Linked DNA regions of Homo sapiens: region 1 is linked to region 2. A link is an interaction called in ENCODE POLR2A ChIA-PET data of the cell type or tissue named here. Cell type or tissue: Panc1. All regions are shown on one strand. Each heading gives the region's core, and the rest is flanking DNA. Links, peaks and the distances in the headings are about the cores only. Region 1 holds the start of LOC124902589 (small nucleolar RNA U13). Region 2 has its middle 18 kb from the start of ABCC2.

What was found. ChIA-PET counts read pairs that join two places held together with the same protein. Peaks named below come from ENCODE experiments on the same cell type or tissue, not always from the same donor. Only the 100,000 strongest peaks of a DNase experiment are listed, where the experiment ranks them.
Region 1: POLR2A ChIA-PET joins it to region 2 with 6 read pairs; 2 of 35 experiments call an interaction of 5 or more read pairs at or near these places.

The regions. Positions count from the first base shown.
Region 1 is chr10:99,600,990-99,606,376 of GRCh38, forward strand. LOC124902589 (small nucleolar RNA U13) reads left to right here and starts at 791; the gene lies at 791-891. In Panc1, for the core only: no CTCF peak of the experiment used is centred there; no DNase peak of the experiment used is centred there.
Region 2 is chr10:99,761,933-99,767,319 of GRCh38, forward strand. No RefSeq gene overlaps it. Among named protein-coding and RNA genes, the nearest start is that of ABCC2, 18 kb to the right of the region's middle. RefSeq lists a silencer at 4,587-4,636. In Panc1, for the core only: no CTCF peak of the experiment used is centred there; no DNase peak of the experiment used is centred there; H3K27ac peaks cover 1,785 bases.

The DNA of each region.
Region 1 (5,387 bases), core at 72-5,071, 160 kb before region 2:
TCAAGCAGTTCTCTGCCTCAGCATCCTCAGTAGCTGGGATTACAGGCACCCGCCACTATGCCCAGCTACTTTTTTTGCATTTTTAGTAGAGACAGGATTTCACCATCTTGGCCAAGCTTGTCTTGAACTCCTGACCTTGTGATCCACCTGCCTCGGCCTCCCAAAATGCTGGGATTACAGGCGTGAGCCACCGCGCCTGGCCTAGTTTATTTTTCTATGTATGCCTATAGACAGATGCCCAGGCTGTGTCCCCACCCCCACCATGGTGTGGTTCTAGGCATGCCCTGGGAGGACCAGAATCTAAGACGTCTGAGCTGATGTCACTGGTGGGGAAATGCTTAGAAAGAAAGAGCAATCCTGAGTTTGCTTCAAGGTACAGATTTGCTCCCACATTTCTCTTCCATTTTCCTTTGGTTTCTGTTCCCTCTGCATTTATGTGCATGCTCAGCAGTGGACATATAAGATAAAGAAGATCCTGTCTGTCCTGAGAGTCTCACAGTCTGGCAGAACTTCCTACCCCACTAGTGGGAAGCCTCTTAGAGGGTCCCTGGATTCCTGCTCTTCTCTATTGTGCTCCTAAATTTTGAGGTTAAAGATCATTTTAAGAATCTTATGGATTCTCTACCCTTGCTCCAAAGGCAGACATATTCAATATTTTGCATAAAACTCCGAGGGGTTTATAGACCCGGTAAAGCCCATCCACAAAATCCACAAGCTCCACTAAAAAAAAAGTCAACAAGGATGAGAAGGGGGAAGAAACTTAGAATGGAATACAAATAGAAACAAATGCATCCTTTTGTAGCCCGTGAACATGATGATTTGGGTTTTCACACACATGTGAGATGTGCCTCCTTCAAACCTTAAGACATCAGCATGTTACCTGACGTGAAAAAAAAGGAATGAACTTAACTCATTTTAAATAACTCTATTTTAAACAAATAATATTGCGATGCTGAAGGGAGGATAAAAACCAAATAAACAAGCCCAACAAATATTTAATTCTAGTTAGAAGGAGTTTTTTCTGTAGTGATATGGGTGAGCAATTCTGAAATACCTTTTGTGTGCTGTAGAGTTGCACAAATGAGTAAATGTACTGAGGATATTGGAAGCTAGTTCTTGCTGTTGGAGAGGAGAGTTATAAATATGGAGAAAGGGAGGACTAAAATGAATTTTGTGGTGTTGAGTTGGAACTGGAGGTATCTATATGAATCCATGATTTTGTGTGTGTGTGTGTGTGTCTGTGTGTACAGATGTAGAAATTAAGATAAAATATGTATATTTCTTAGCTCTGTGGGCTAAAGGGCCTAGAAGTAGACACTACAGTAGCATTGAGTATACCTGGCACTTGGATCTTGGTTTCTAAATACCATTTCGTACTAAAAAAAAAAAAAAAAAAAAAAAACTAGGGCTCCTTGGAGAAATGACTAATTCTAGGACTGAGAGGGGGAAAGTACAAGATAAGCTTAGAATATCGTGTTGTGCCAGAAAGCAAGGAAGTGCTTTTTAAAAAATGGAGATATAGAAAAAGAACACAGGAATCAGAAGGGACCCCCATTGGCCAAATCTGGGAGTATTCGAACATCAGCATAAATAATGGTAATTATTTATTATCATCACAGTGGTATTACAGCACAATATTACAGTGGTAATATCACTATAGAATAGCCATAGAATAAAATAATCTATGAGCTCATACGAATATAAATAAATAAAAGAGAAGGGATAGCTCTCTCTTATAGCAGAAATGATAACATCAGAATATCATCTTTGTGCAACCATGATTTAGACAGGAATTATCAATGGATGCTAAAACTAGTGGATAGAAGTTTGATAAAGAAGAGGATATGTACATAGATTCAGAGCACCCCCATGAAAATAACTTATTGATTACAAAGGGAAAATTAGTAACTCCATGGTGAGTTCCTCTGATGAACACAACCATAACCATTTAATCACAGTTAACAATACCAATAAAGGGATGCACTGACCTCACTGCCTTGAAAAGGACTCCATATCATTTCTATGGTACACCTGCCAAAACTATAACCTTAATCTAATTATGAGGTAGCATCAAACAAACCAAACTGAAGGGCATTCTACATAACAACTGGCCTGTAATCTAAAAACAAACAAAAAAGCAAGTTCATGAAAGATAAGGGAAGGCTGAGAACCTGATCTAGATGAAAGAAGATTAAAGAGATATGAACAGTAAATGCAATGTGTGATCCTGAATTGGATGCTGGATCAGAAAAAAACCAGCTATGAAGGACATTATTGGAGCAATTGGTGAAATTTAAATATAAACTATAGCTCAGATAAGCATTTTGTATCAATGTTACAAATTCCCTGATTTCCATAAATGTGTTGGGGTTATGTAAGAGAAAATTCTTTTTTTTTTTTTTTTTTTTTTTTTTTTTTTTTTTTTTTTTTGAGACGGAGTCTCGCTCTGTCACCAACGCTGGATGGAGTGCAGTGGCGCGATCTCAGCTCACTGCAAGCTCCACCTCCCGGGTTCACGCCATTCTCCTACCTCAGTCTCGCGAGTAGCTGGGACTACAGGCGCCCGCCACCACGCCCGGCTGATTGTTTTGTATTTTTAGTAGAGATAGGTTTCACCGCGTTAACCAGAATGGTCTCGATCTCCTGACCTCGTGATCCGGCCGCCTCGGCCTCCCAAAGTGCTGGGATTACAGGCGTGAGCCACCACGCCTGGCCGAGAAAATTCTTGTTCTTAGGAAATACTGACATATTTATGGATAAAGGGGGCATAAATAGTTCAGAAAAAATATGTGTATGCACATATATGGATTGATAGAAAGACAATAGATCAAATGGGGCAAAATTATAGCAATTAGTGAATCTGGTAAAGAATATACTGTTTTTGCAACTTTTCTGTAAAAGTGTGAAATTATATAAAAATTAAAAAGTAGATAAAAAGAGTATTTGCTCTAAGCTGGAGCCCTTTTTTTTTGGAGACAGAGTCTCGCTCTGTCATGCAGTGGTGGCATGGTGTGCAGTGGTGCGACCTTGGCTTAATGCAACCTCCTGGGGTCAAGAGATTCTCATGCCTCAGCATCCTGAGTAGCTGGGACTACAGGCATGTGCCACCATGCCCGGCTAATTTTCATATTTTAGTAGAGAAGGGGTTTCACTATGTTGGCCAGGCTGGTCTCAAACTTCTGACCTCAGGTGATCCGCCCACCTCAGCCTCACAAAGCGCTGGGATTACAGGCACAATCCTACCATGCCCAGCTAAGCTGGAACTCTTTTTTTTTTTTTTTCTTTTTTTTGAGATGGAGTCTTGCTCTGTCGCCCAGGCTGGAGTGCAGTGGCTCGATCTCTGCTGACTGCAAGCTCCGCCTCCTAGGTTCACGCCATTCTCCTGCCTCAGCCTCCCGAGTAGCTGGGACTACAGGCACCCACCACCACGCCCGGCTAATTTTTTTTTTTTTTTTTGTATTTTTAGTAGAGACGGGGTTTCACCATGTTAGCCAGGATGGTCTCGATCTCCTGACCTCGTGATCTGCCCGCCTCGGCCTCCCAAAATGCTGGGATTACAGGCGTGAGCCACTGCACCTGGCCGCTAAGCTGGAACTCTCATACATTGCTGGAGGGAATTCAAATTGCTACGACCTCTTTGGAACTTCGGTAATGTCTTCCAAGGCTAAACACATATATCCCTGTCACCCAGCAAGTTTGCTTTCATATTTAACCAATGGAAAAGAGTGCTTCTTTCCGCTAAAGGACAGGTACAAGAATGTTTATAGCAGTAAAAACTGGAAATAGTGGAACACTGGAAGCAACCTGTGATGGTTAATTTTATGTATACTTGGCTAGGCAATGGTGCCTAGTTGTTTGGTCAAATATTAGTCTGGATGTTATTGTGAAATATTTTATAGAGGTGATTAACATTTACAATCAACTAACTTTAGGTAAAAGGAATTATCCATAATGGCCGCATCCAATCTGTTGAAGGCCTTAAAAGCAAAAACTGAGGTTTCCCAGAGAAGAAGGAATTCTGCCTTAAGACTATGACATAGAAACTCTGCCTGAGTTTCCAGCCTCCTGCTCTACAGAACAGCAGGACTTTTGGACTTGCCAGCCCCCACAACCATGTGAGTCAATTTCTTCAAAAAAAAAAAAAAAAAATCCCTCCTCTTTCTCTCTCATACATGCATATAATTGGTTATATATAACATATATAATTGGTTCTGTTTCTCTGGAGAACCATGACAAATATATAACCCAAATATGTTTGGGTTGTGTATTAGTCAATGAGAGAATGCATACATAAAATGCATAAATACTCAAACTACACAGCAATGGAAAAGAACAAATTGCTATATTCACACACATAGATGAATCTTACAGACATAATGTTGAGCCAGACACAAAAGAATATATACTGTATGAATTAATGTTTACAAAGTTCAGGAACAAGCAAGACTAAGCTATAATGACAGAAATCAGAATATTGGTTACCTTTGAGGGATGATATTAACTATGAGGGGACACAAAGGAGTCTTCTGTGGTTTTGGAACTGTTGTGTGTCAGCGTGGTAGTTACGCAAGAGCAAATATATGTGAAATTTCATCCAGCTGTGCATTTTATGTGTGTTGTTTTTTAAAGAGGTTAAAAAAGAGTACTTACTTTAAATGCTAACTTTCTCCATCCCCTCTATGGCTAAGCTGTAACCTCTATACTGTATATTTCTATATCCATATTGCAGATCCTGAAAATCTACTCAGGCCCCAAATACATGTTCATAATTATATTTCTTATGCCTATCCAAAAAACTGGTTTTCCTTTTAAAATTTGCAAGCCATCCAAGAATCCTCCTTCTCTGTAACCCCGAGTACATCTGATGGCCAAGTGCAGTTGATCAGCTTCCTAAATATCCCTCCACTTTGTCTCTTCCTCTCCTTCCCATCACTGCCTTTGTTTAGGCACCATAATTTCTGCTTGAGTTGCATCATCACCTAGGTGACAACAACACCTAAATTAGTGTTTAAATAACTGAGGACTGTAGCTTTGCCCTACTGATGCATAAAACTGACCATCACATAGGCCTAGCCTCTACTCCAGTGCCCCCATCTGCTCAATCTATGTTTGTGAAATGAAATGGCTCATTTCTAACCCCAGTACCATCATGTTCCAGACAAGTCTTGGTGTCTGACCATGGGAAGCAAGTAGTTATCGTGCATCCATTATGTGCAGTGCAGACAGAGGGTGATTCCAGAAATACAAGATTCTGGATTTTAATCTAGAGAGACAAAACAGTCAGATAAGTGCAAGACAACCTACAGGTAAGTTCCCACATGAATGTCTAAACCATCGTCAGGTGCTTTTCATCTTGTAACAATTTTTCTCAGGTTCATCTTTGTTTA
Region 2 (5,387 bases), core at 333-5,332:
TGGCTACATATGGACAAAGACGGGAGCAATAGACACTGAGGACTACTAGAGTGGGGAGAGAAGGAAAGAGGGAAGGGCTGAAAAACTACCTATTGGGTACTATGCCAACTACCTGGGTGATGGGTTTAGTGATACTCCAAACCTCAGCGTCTTGCAATATATCTTTGTAACAAATCTGCACATGTATCCCCTGAAGAGTACAAGTTGAAAAGAAAAAAAAAAGCCCCTGTAGGCTGGGCATGGTGGCTCATGCCTGCAATCCCAGCACTTTGGGAGGCCAAGGCGGGTGGATCACTTGAGATCAGGAGTTCAAGACCAGCCTGGCTAACATGGCAAAACCCCGTCTCTAGTAAAAATTTAAAAAGTAAAAAAAATTAGCCAAGTGTGGTGGCACGCACCTATAATCACAGCCACTCAGGAGGCTGAGATAGGAGAATAGTTTGAACCTGGGAGGTGGAGGTTGCAGAAAGCTGAGATCGCGCCATTGCACTCCAGCCTGGGTGATGGAGTGACTCTGTATCAAAAAAAAAAAAAAAAAAAAAACTATAATAAACATGTTTATTGTATTAAACATGTTTCCCTGAGTTCCGTTAGCTACTCCAACAAATCAATCAAACCTGAGGAGGGGGTTGTGGGAATTCAGATTTATAGTTGGTCGGTGACAAGCACAGGCAAAATAATCTGGGGCTTGCAATTGATGTTGGAAGTTGGCTGGTGAGGAGTGGGAAGTTGGGGGACAGTCTTGGGGACTGAGCCCTCAACCTGTGGGATCTGATGCTATCTTCAGGTAGATAATGTTGAGATTGAATTAGAGTACACCGAGCTGGTGTCTGCTGCAGAAGTGATTGCTTGCTTGGTGTGTGTCAGGGAGACCCTCACTCCCCACATTTGGTCATAAAAGTCCTCTGTGTTGATTGTTGTGAGAATAGAAAAAACACTTTGAGTTTTCCTACTCTCGGAAAGATCAGTATATGAAATAAATTGTATTGCTTTACACTAGCAACAAACAATCCTAAAATGCAGTTAATAAAAGTTCAGTTTATAATAGCATCAAAAAGATAAAATGCTTAGGAATAAATGTAATCAAAGAAGCGTAAGACAGGCCAGATGCAGTGGCTCACACCTGTAACCCCAGCACTCTGGGAGGCCGCGACGGGTGGATGATGTGAGGTCAGGAGTTCCAGACCAGTCTGGCCAACATGGTGAAACTCTGTCTGTATTAAAAATACAAAAATTAGCCAGGTGTGGTGGTGGGCACCTGTAATCCCAGCTACTTGGGAGGCTAAGAAAAGAGAATCACTTGAACCTGGGAGGCAGAGGTTGCAGTGAGCCAAGATCGCACCACTGCACTCCAGCCCAGGCAACAGAGCAAGGCTCAGTCTCAAAAAAAAAAAAAAAAAGTGTAAGACAGTATACTGAAAACTACAAAACATTGTTGAAAGAAATTTTAAAAGACTTAACAATGAAGAAATAAATGGAAAGACATCCCATGTTCATAGATTGGTAAACTTACTACTTTTAAGATTCCAACACTCTTCAATTGATCTACGGAGTCAATGTAATTGCTAGCAGAATTCCAACTGCCTTTTTGTGTAAAAGTTGACAAATTGATCCTAAAATCCATCTGGAAACGCAAATGCCCCAGGATAGCCAGAAAATCTTGAAAAAGAAGAACAACATTTGATGACATACTTCCTGATTTCAAAACTTACTACAAAGCTATGGTAATCAAGGCCATGTAGTACTGGCATAAAGATAATTATATAGCTCAATAGGATACAATTGAAAGTCCAGAAATAAGCACTTACATTATAGTCCATTGATTTTTGACTAGGATTCCAAGACAATTCAGTGGGGGAAAGAATGGTCTTTTTAACAAATGATGCTTAGACAACTGGATATCCACATGCAAAAGAATAAAGTTGGACCCTTACCTTACACCAAATGCAAAAATTAACTCAAAGGGTCATAACCTAAATTTAAGAACTAAAAAACCTTTTAGAAGAAAACGGGTAAATCTTTGTGACCTTTGGGTTAGGCAAAGCCTTCTTAGACATAACATCAAAAGCATGAATGACAAAAGAAAAAAATTGGATAAATTGGATTTTATCAAAGTTGGAAACTTTTATGCTTCAAAGTGGCATCAATAAAGTGAAAAGACAACCCTCAGAATGGAAGAAAATCTGCGAATCATATATACAATGGGGTCTTGTATCTAGAATATGCAAAGAACACTTACAACTCAACAATAAACAATAACCATTTCCCATCCTGGCTAACATGGTGAAACCCCGTCTCTACTAAAAATACAAAAAATTAGCCGGGCGTGGTGGCGGGCGCCTGTGGTCCCAGCTACTCCGGAGGCTGAGGCAGGAGAATGGCGTGAACGTGGGAGGCGGAGCTTACAGTGAGCCGAGATCGTGCCACTGCATTCCAGCCCGGGCGACAGAGCGAGACCCTGTCTCAAAAAAAAAAAAAAAAAAAGAAAATAACCATTTCTCCAAAGAAGGTATACAACTGACCAACAAGTACATGAAAAAATGCACATCATTCGGGAGGCGGAGCTTGCAGTGAGCCGAGATTGCGCCACTGCACTACAGCCTGGGCAACAGAGCAAGACTCCATCTCAAAAAAAAAAAAAATGCACATCATTAGTCATTAGGGAAATGCAAATCAAAACCACAATGAGATACCACTTCATACCCGCTAGGATTACTGTAAGCCAAAAGTCTGACCATATCAAGTGTTGGATAGAATGTGAAGGAACTGTAACCTTCATATGCCACTGATGGGAATGTAAAATGGTGCCACTCCTTGGTAAAACAGTCTGGGAATTACTCAAAATGTTCAACACAGAGTTGCCATATGACCCAGCAATTCCACTCCTAGGTATGTACTCCCAGAGAATTGAAAACATATGTCCTCACGAAAACTTGGTACATGAATGTTCATAGCAACATTATTTATCTCTTAGAATTAGAAAACAGTTTTGTAACTAACTCCAAATGAAATAAATCAGTCAAAGATTACCAATGCTAAAACCGTTTGGTAAATGTTGAATGGGAGCTGAATATCCACAGTGCCAAAATATCACCCTATAGGTTACTTGCTAGTCATAAAAATAGAAAATGTCATAATTGACTATCTGGTTGTTTTCACCTTAACCCAGTAATCAAACTTAACATTACTAGTGGGAAATTATACTGCTGAAGGACAGAATACAGGTTGGACCACTTGGAAAGCAGCTGAAATATTGAAAACTCTTTTTTTTTTTTTCCAAGACAGAGTCTTGCTCTGTCGCCCAGGCTGGAGTGCAGTGGCGTGATCTCGGCTCACTGCAACCTCTGCCTCCCGGGTTTAAATGATTCTCCTGCCTCAGTCTCCAGAGTAGCTGGGATTACAAGCGCACGCCACCACACCCAGCTAATTTTTGTATTTTTAGTAGAGACGGGGTTTCACCATGTTGGGCAGGCTGGTCTCAAACTCCTGACCTCGTGATCCACCCGCCTCAGCTTCCCAAAGTGCTGGGATTACAGGCGTGAGCCACCGCACCTGGCCCATTGAAAACGTTTATGGTTAGCCTTTGATCAAGCAAGAGTGATTTACAAACAGCACCAGTTCATAAGGTGGCCAGCCATCCTTGTTTGCTTGGAACTTTTCCGGTTTTTGCATTGGAAGTCCCACATACTGAAAAATTCATCATTGGTCCCTGAGCCAGCAAAATTACTTTTGTACCCCTTCTCCAGGTTCTCACCTCCCTGCTCGAATCCTGGAATTAGGGAAGGAGGAATTGAATAACAAGGAAAAATGATAAAAAGTAATGAGACTTTGTTCCCCAGAAGTAACTGGTCCCTGAGCCAATAAAGGAGAGAAGCTTTTTTTTTTTTTTTTGAAGGAGGGATATTTTTACTTAATGAAAGCACATGTCATGAAATTTTAAAAGGCAAAAGCATCGCAAGTCATAATGAAATTCTCATTTCCTCCTTCCAAGCTTATTTATTTTCTAGCAAAATATATTGTTTCAACTCCCAGGCTTAAGGGAAATAATCTTTGATATAAGAAGTTATTGTGGAAAGTCATTAAGCTGTCATGCCCAAACCAAATGTTCATACCCCACTCCTTATCAAAGAGCACCAGAAAATGCACCCACACAAGATCCCCTGCAAGCAGAGACCATATGCTTTGTTGAAATGGTTGAGCTAAGAGATCAAAGAAGCTTTAATAGAAAACCAAAGCCATACTCAAACCATCCTGCAGCTAAAACAGAATCTCAGCATGTCAAAGCAGAAAGGAAAATCAGCATGAAAAGATATTTTATTTAACACTCACAGGACGCTGCCTAGGAACCAGGCACTATTCCAGGCACCGTCCAAGTGTTCACTCATCGAATCCCTGCTGCAAACTGTGAGGCAGGTGGTATTAGCTCAGTCATCCCCATTTCACAGATGGGGAAACTGAGGGACGGAGCACTTAAGTCCTGTGCACCCAGGTAGCTAGATCCAGAGTCCACGACATGCATGTGACCACTCTACTACACAGCCATGTGGTTGTGGTCTAGAGGTGTTAACTAACTTGCCAGCGGTTAGCACTGAACGATTGTGTGGGTTTCATACAGGACTGCGACCCATCTTTTAAAAAAGTTCTTGCTAAGAATTACCACAAAAACAAACGTGTATGGCATCTAAAAACTAAAACAGTGCTAGGCATGGTGGCACGAGCCTGCAGTCCCAGTGACTTGGGAGGCTAAGGTGGGAGGATCTCCTGAGGCCAGGACTTCCAGACCAGCCTGAGAAACATAGCAAGGTCCCATCTCTACAAATAAATACATAAACAAATAAATATAAATAAAGCATATGCAGCCTCAGCGACATTTTAGGCAGTTTAAGAACATCTCTACTCTACTATTTTTCCTTTTTTTTTTTTTTGAGACAAAGTCACTCTGTCACCCAGGCTGGAGTGCAATGGCACAATCTCGGCTTACTGCCACCTCTGCCTCCCGGGTTCAAGCGATTCCCCTGCCCCAGCCTCCTGAGTAGCTGGGACTACAGGCACGTGCCACCACACCCAGCAAATTTTGTGATTTTAGTAGAGATGGGTCTTCACCGTGCTGGCCAGGCTGTTCTCGAACAGGAGAGAAGCTTTAAATTGGATGTTGGCTTTGTTGTTGTTGTTGTTGTTGTCGATGTTTTTGGTGGGTAATAAAAATGTTCCCAAATTGGTTGTGGCAGTGGTTGCACAACTCTGTGAATATGCTAAAAACCATTGACTTGTACACTTCAAGCGGTTGAATTGCATGTAATTTCATCTTAATAAGGCTGTTTAAAAATGGATGTGAGAAAGAAGTTTCAGATTAGATTAGCCTGGACCTTTTTATACCTGAGAGAGAC